2 separate regions of the Homo sapiens genome follow, and region 1 is linked to region 2. A link is a loop called in an ENCODE intact Hi-C map of the cell type or tissue named here. Cell type or tissue: HCT116. All regions are shown on one strand. Links, peaks and the distances in the headings refer to the core of each region. The heading gives the core; the rest is flanking DNA.

Region 1 (2,911 bases), core at 302-2,801, 920 kb after region 2:
ATTTTTTGTATTTTTAGGAGACAGGGTTTCACCATGTTGGCCAGGCTGGTCTCAAACTCCTGACCTCGTGATCCACCTGCCTCGGCTTCCCAAAGTGCTGGGATTACAGGCGTGAGTCACCGTGCCCAGCCGTACCTTTTTATTTGTTAAAAAAAAAAAACAAGGAATGCTTCACAAATTTGTGTGTCATCCTTGCACAGGGGCCATGCTAATCTTCTCTGTAGTGTTCCAATTTTAGTATACGTGCTGCTGAAGCACATTATGCACTTTATAAGGACACACATACCAAGTGGTAGGTGCCCAAGCTTAATTTGTACAATCAACAGAGACAACCTAAGAAACACGCAGCCCTCAGGAAAGTGCTGTGATGACGCTGAAATCAGGCAATGGCCTCCCAAGCCAGGAAAAGATGAAACAAATGTGAGAGGCCAGTAAGAATCCGCAAGACTCAGAAAAAAGTGAAATAATGGCAATTTTTAATAAAATATTTGCTTTAAAATGGGCCCTAAAGGCCATTTTGAATACATTGAATACAGTGCTTTAACTCCAAGTCCCTATGCTGAAATATTTCAGAGTTCTCAGATATTTATAAAATATTTGCATGAAGTCTTTTAGACCAGTGGTTCTCAAATATCAATCCTTAGACCACTACCGAAACTTGATAAATTTTTCACCCCTTTATAACAGAATTATAAAAATAAGAAAGATGTAATAATCATTCCATTAAGCTAAATATTCAATTAAAAGGGTTGTCCTTTTTTTCTCTCTCTCAGGGGGAAAAAAAAACAACACTTTCTCGTTCGCTTTTGGAGCTTCCATACACAAGCTCTTTGGAAGTTATTGCCCTTTAGAGGTAAGAGGACGCCAAACATAGATGCAATTTTTTAAAATATTAGCAAAAGAAAAAGCTGGCAACCATGCATTGTCTTTATTTATTTATTCGGGCTGTTAGATATAAGTTCTAAATTTCTCTTCAAAGAATCAATATGTCAGTATGTTCAATTCTTTGCCTTCTACTTTTAAACTTAACTTCCTCGTAAAGCAACCTTTTTCGATTATCTACTCCACCCTGACTCATTCCGATCACCTGCTCCACCCTGACTTATTCAGATTACCTGCTACCTGCTGCTCTCTGACTCATTCTCCGCCCTGCATAACCATTTTTTTTCCCCGCCAAACCACTCACCCCGTTACTCTCTTTAAATTAACCAATCGGAATTAGTTTAGCCTGTGCGGTCTAACCCTAGCCAATAGGGGAAGGACACAGCAGCAGGGGCCACGTGCGACCGGGATAAGAACCCCTTCCCATCCCTTGTCCAAGTGTGCGCTCACCATTGCTCTGTCTGTAAGGGCACACCCTTCTATAGAAGTACCTTGCCTTGCTGAGAATTAAAAGAAAATTTTATATTCGAGTGCTATTTCTTTTGCGGCACCGAAACTTTATATATAACAGGGATTTTATTGGCTTTTTTGCTTGCTAGTTTGATAGTTCTCTCGTTTTGCTTAATAATTCATAAAAATCTTGATCCAGGTGAGGTGTGGAAAAAATTTAAAATGTTAAAATCTTGGGAGCCCTGCAATTCGGTTTGCAAGCTGCAGGTGCCCCTTTGTCCACCAGATGGCAGGGCAGCTCTGCAGGTAACTTCTGGCGCCGTCTGCTGCTGCCTCCGCCTCTGCCTCTGCCCTGGGAAAGCAGCGCCAGTTCATCTTTCAAAGAATACGTCCCTTCTTGTCTTTAGGGTTTTTCCCCCAAAGAATATTTTCAGCAGAAGTATTTTACATCTCAGTCTAGAGATGAACTTCCCCAAGAGTGTTGTGTGTAGGCTTGCCGGTTTTTTTTTAAATTATTATTATTCACTATAAATCTTTATTAATAAAGATTTAACAAGGACCTAACCCAGCAGTTCAGAGGTACAGAAAGTCAATGTGTGGAAAGAAGACGGAACTGATCGGAAATGTTTATTCCTCTCCTAAATCACCACTGACAACGACAACCACACACACACACACACACACACACACACACACACACACACACAGCTGACGCTCAGAATGCGTAGGGACAGAGACACAGGGAGCAGGACAGGAAGCAAAGGGTAGTTATATATGGCCGAGAGGAACATGGTTCCTTAGTAAGTCTGGAAAATACAGTATTGCCACTCAGGAAAAACAAAGAGGCGCGCCATACTGCCACCCAGTGGTGTGAACTGTTTCTTTCCAGACTTAATGCAAACAAAACCCTTCTTTTTATGCTTCTGATGGTGGCTGAGATCTTCCTCTCAAAGAACTACATTACACAGTACTGCTTGCTCCTACCAGTACCTGACACGGGTGTCAGGCCCAACCACGTGCTCGGTGTATTCATAGACCTTAGTCACGGAAGCACAGTCTTGTCCGGATGCACAGCATGTGAGCACTTGCTCTCCAAACTTACCATCTTCCAGCTCCGGTTAATACAGCAGACCATTCATGCGTCTAGGAACCAAAGAATTACCCTAGGGCCCTGCTATTATTTGGGCAAGAGACTCATAATGACCTTACTTGACTGGCTGCATAAAAAGTCCCAAATCTTCCTGCCATTCCTTTCTCGTCTTGGCCTCTGGGCCGGGAGCACAAAGCCTAGGAAAGGACCCAGGGACAGAAAAAGGAAATATCGAGGTACTGTTTTCCCCCTACCTCCTCAGCTTGGCCTAAGGAAATTTTCAGAGTAACTGAGCTAAGCTCCAGCATCCTCTTCTCTTCTGATATGGTTAGACTTTGTGTCCCCAACCAAATCTCATCTTTTTTTTTTTCTTTTCAGCCACTCAGAGAGATATGTATAACCTCTCTCTTTTTTTTATTTTTATTTTACTTTAAGTTCTGGGATACATGTGCAGAACATGCAGGTTTGTTACATAGGTATACATGTGCC
Region 2 (2,911 bases), core at 110-2,609:
GGAACTGTAGAGGATTTATCTTTAACGCCAGAGGGCTGGAGGTCAGAGCTGAAGCAGGTTGATTAAAATCAGTTACTCAGGGGATTTGACTACACAACCCAAAACACAAGCTGGAGGAATCCAGCTTCTTCTCAGAACTGCCCCCAAATACTGAGGAAAGGTAGATTCGAGGTCTGCAATCCTCGCCTTGCTTCTCAACTCAGAGCTGTCATTGTCTCAAACACGCACTTGACACTAAACATACATTTTTCTCTGACATATTTGTATTGTTTTTTAAGCTGTATGACAAATAGTTATGCTGAGTGAGTTCCGGGCACCTAGCAGGCAGGCAGTAAATATTTGCTGTACATCGAAAGAATGCCGTTGGCTTGGCTGTCAGTATGGCTCCGATTCAGAACCATCCCATTGCTGGGTTCTTGAAGCTGGGAGGATTGCACGTTGAAGGGCTGGTCAAGCCCTGCCTGACCAGAAAGGTCTCTGTGAATACTTTGGTCATAGAGACCAGAAAGGTCTCTGTGAATACTGGAACATTCTCAGACATGCCGAGCAAAAGCTACCATCGCAGGCAAGAGGGACGGTGGGGGGAAGTGCAGCTGGGAGTTTTCATAGAGACGTGGTTCCTTTGTTCTGGTAGATTTCAGCCAGAAAGAACAGCAAATTTTTACTGTCTGCAAACCACTAAGGAGCTACTCCCCTCCCCCTTTACCTCCTTCCTTCCCAACCTGGGAATTCATTTGCTGCTTCTCTCTCCTCCTCCTCTGCCCTCGGGCAGTCCTCAGGGACAAAGCTCTTTGTTGTGAACACTCCGAGACAATACGGGATTGCACAGTCCCCAGGGCACAATCGGGGCTGTCCTCCATGGAGAGTGATCGCCCGGGCAGAGACCCCCACCTGTTGATCTCCCCCTTCCCGGGGCGAGTGGCAACCTGCATTGTGCTGGGGACGCACGCGTTTCCACAGCAGGCTCAGCAGATGGTGCTGGTGAGCAAAGCCATTCCCGTCCCTCTCGCGCCCCTCCCCACCGCCAGAGCCTCGCTGGTCTAAAGCAAAAACAGATGTTTTCATCATTTCTGGATCTGGCATGTGACTCGCAGTTCAGCAATGCGCCGACATAACCCAGAGTTGTACGTCCCCATCATCCCCCGCAAAATAAAAATCCTGAACTTAAACGAGCCTTCCTCCTAGGCGAGCCACTGACACATGATCTGTGTAATCCACCCGGCACGTGTTTAATCGGACTCCAACTGCAACTGCCTTTGTAGCCAGCCCCGGCTCTATAATTGGGAAGTTGTCTTTTTTTCAGCGAAGACACGGGACAGCCAGACTAGCTATCTTTACACCAAGGGCTGGGAAGAGGCGCTAGCCTTTTAAAATAGCCCTGGTCTGGCTGGCTGGCGAACCTGTCTGCGTGGGAGCCGGTGAGCGGGGCCAGAGCAAAACAGGAAGGCCGCGGCGGCGCACCCTGTTCCCGGCGCCCTCGGCAGGTGGCAGCATTGGCCCGAGCTGGCCTCTGCCGCTGGCCAGCCCCAAAGCAGGGCCCTTTTACTTTCGGTGGCCTCAAAATTATTAGTTCCAGATGAGTTCTTGCAATTGTAATATTTGGTTTAACCCAATCTGCCCGACTGCGTCAGCGCACGTTCAAATACAGCCGTCTGAAGTCTACCCAGACATCAGAGGCATGTTTCGGGGGTGTCAACATTCCTTACCCTTTGAAAGAATTAAAGCAAAACAAAACAAAACAAAAAAAGGAGGCTGATTTATCCCAAAACGAAAGAAGGGTGAACAGGCGTGGGGCTAGGGTGCCTGAGAGGGAGCGAGCAGTGGACATTCAGGGAAGGCGTAACAATGGAACTTTGTCCAGGAGGCCCGCTAGAGTGGAACTGGATTTATTTGTTGAACTAGAAAGGGACCTCTAGGTTCTTTGAAGGTTAGAGCAAATAAGCAAAACTGGCGTGCATTTGGTTTACCAACAGCAGAGTCCTTCAAGTCACGTAGGCTGCTATTGTCAGACACAAAACGCGTTGTTTCTGGGGCTGGGCCTCTGCTTAACACTTGGCTTGGTGTCCCAGGAAGGGGGCAGTGGAGGAGGGGGCTCCCCATCTTAGCACACAGCTTTTAGGGGCACTCTGAATGTCTGCCAAGGATGTAGACTGGGTTTCCTAAGGACAGCAGCCTAGGCCGCAGAGGACTCGTTTAGAAGACAGGAGCCCTCCTGCAGGCCCTCTGGCGAGTGGACTGGCTGGAGTCGTCAAGTGTCTTGTAAACGGCCCTGCTGTGGTTTTACTGCAACACCGTGGAGCTGGACACGGGGGAGACTAGGGACCCATCCCGGTGGTCTCAGGGTATTACAGATGCATGAGCTGAGGCTAAAAGACTCCCTCTGACCCCCAGGGCAGAGCAGCAAAATGTGCAAAGGGAGCCCAGAAATCCTGCTCCAACCACCAGCCAGGAAAGGGTGTCTCTTCCCTTAGCAGAGATGGAATAACCTGGCCTTGAAAAGACAGCCTCTGTCAAGCAGTCCCCCACACCCCTTCCCCCTGCCTGCACCTCACTTTTAAATCTGTGCTCAAATTCTTCAGTAAGATTCCTGCTAGTCGACTACAGGGAGCCTGACCGTTTCCCTGCAGGTCTCTGGCTCAACATGGTACTGATCAAAAGCTGGCACCAGTCTGGCAGATGCTTTAAGTCCTGCATGTCGGGAGCTAGCGGCTGGTGCTGGCATCAGCCAGCCAGGCAGACAGAGTGGCCATCTTGTTAGATGTGGTTGGGGCCTCGCTCATCACTTACCTGCTGCAGGGGCCACCCCACTGTGTGGAGGAGGCGTAGGAAAGATGGTGGGACCTCCACACATCTGTTCCAATACCTCCAGAGTGTTTAGGGACCCAGACTTCCTGCTATCCTCCTTTCAGTC

What was found. Peaks named below come from ENCODE experiments on the same cell type or tissue, not always from the same donor. Only the 100,000 strongest peaks of a DNase experiment are listed, where the experiment ranks them.
Region 1: it touches region 2 in a loop (3-fold over the local background); 8 of 110 quality-filtered maps call a loop at or near these places.

Annotation. Positions count from the first base shown.
Region 1 is chr11:122,579,050-122,581,960 of GRCh38, forward strand. It overlaps the pseudogene RNU6-592P. Among named protein-coding and RNA genes, the nearest start is that of TRK-TTT2-1, 21 kb to the left of the region's middle. In HCT116, for the core only: CTCF peaks have their summits at 1,601 (motif pointing right) and 2,221 (motif pointing left); DNase peaks (open chromatin) are centred at 1,162, 1,642 and 2,142; H3K4me3 peaks cover 1,687 bases; H3K27ac peaks cover 2,228 bases.
Region 2 is chr11:121,654,681-121,657,591 of GRCh38, forward strand. No RefSeq gene overlaps it. Among named protein-coding and RNA genes, the nearest start is that of SORL1-AS1, 200 kb to the left of the region's middle. RefSeq lists an enhancer at 1,157-1,366. In HCT116, for the core only: CTCF peaks have their summits at 937 (motif pointing right) and 1,505; DNase peaks (open chromatin) are centred at 1,021 and 1,441; H3K4me3 peaks cover 1,191 bases; H3K27ac peaks cover 1,712 bases.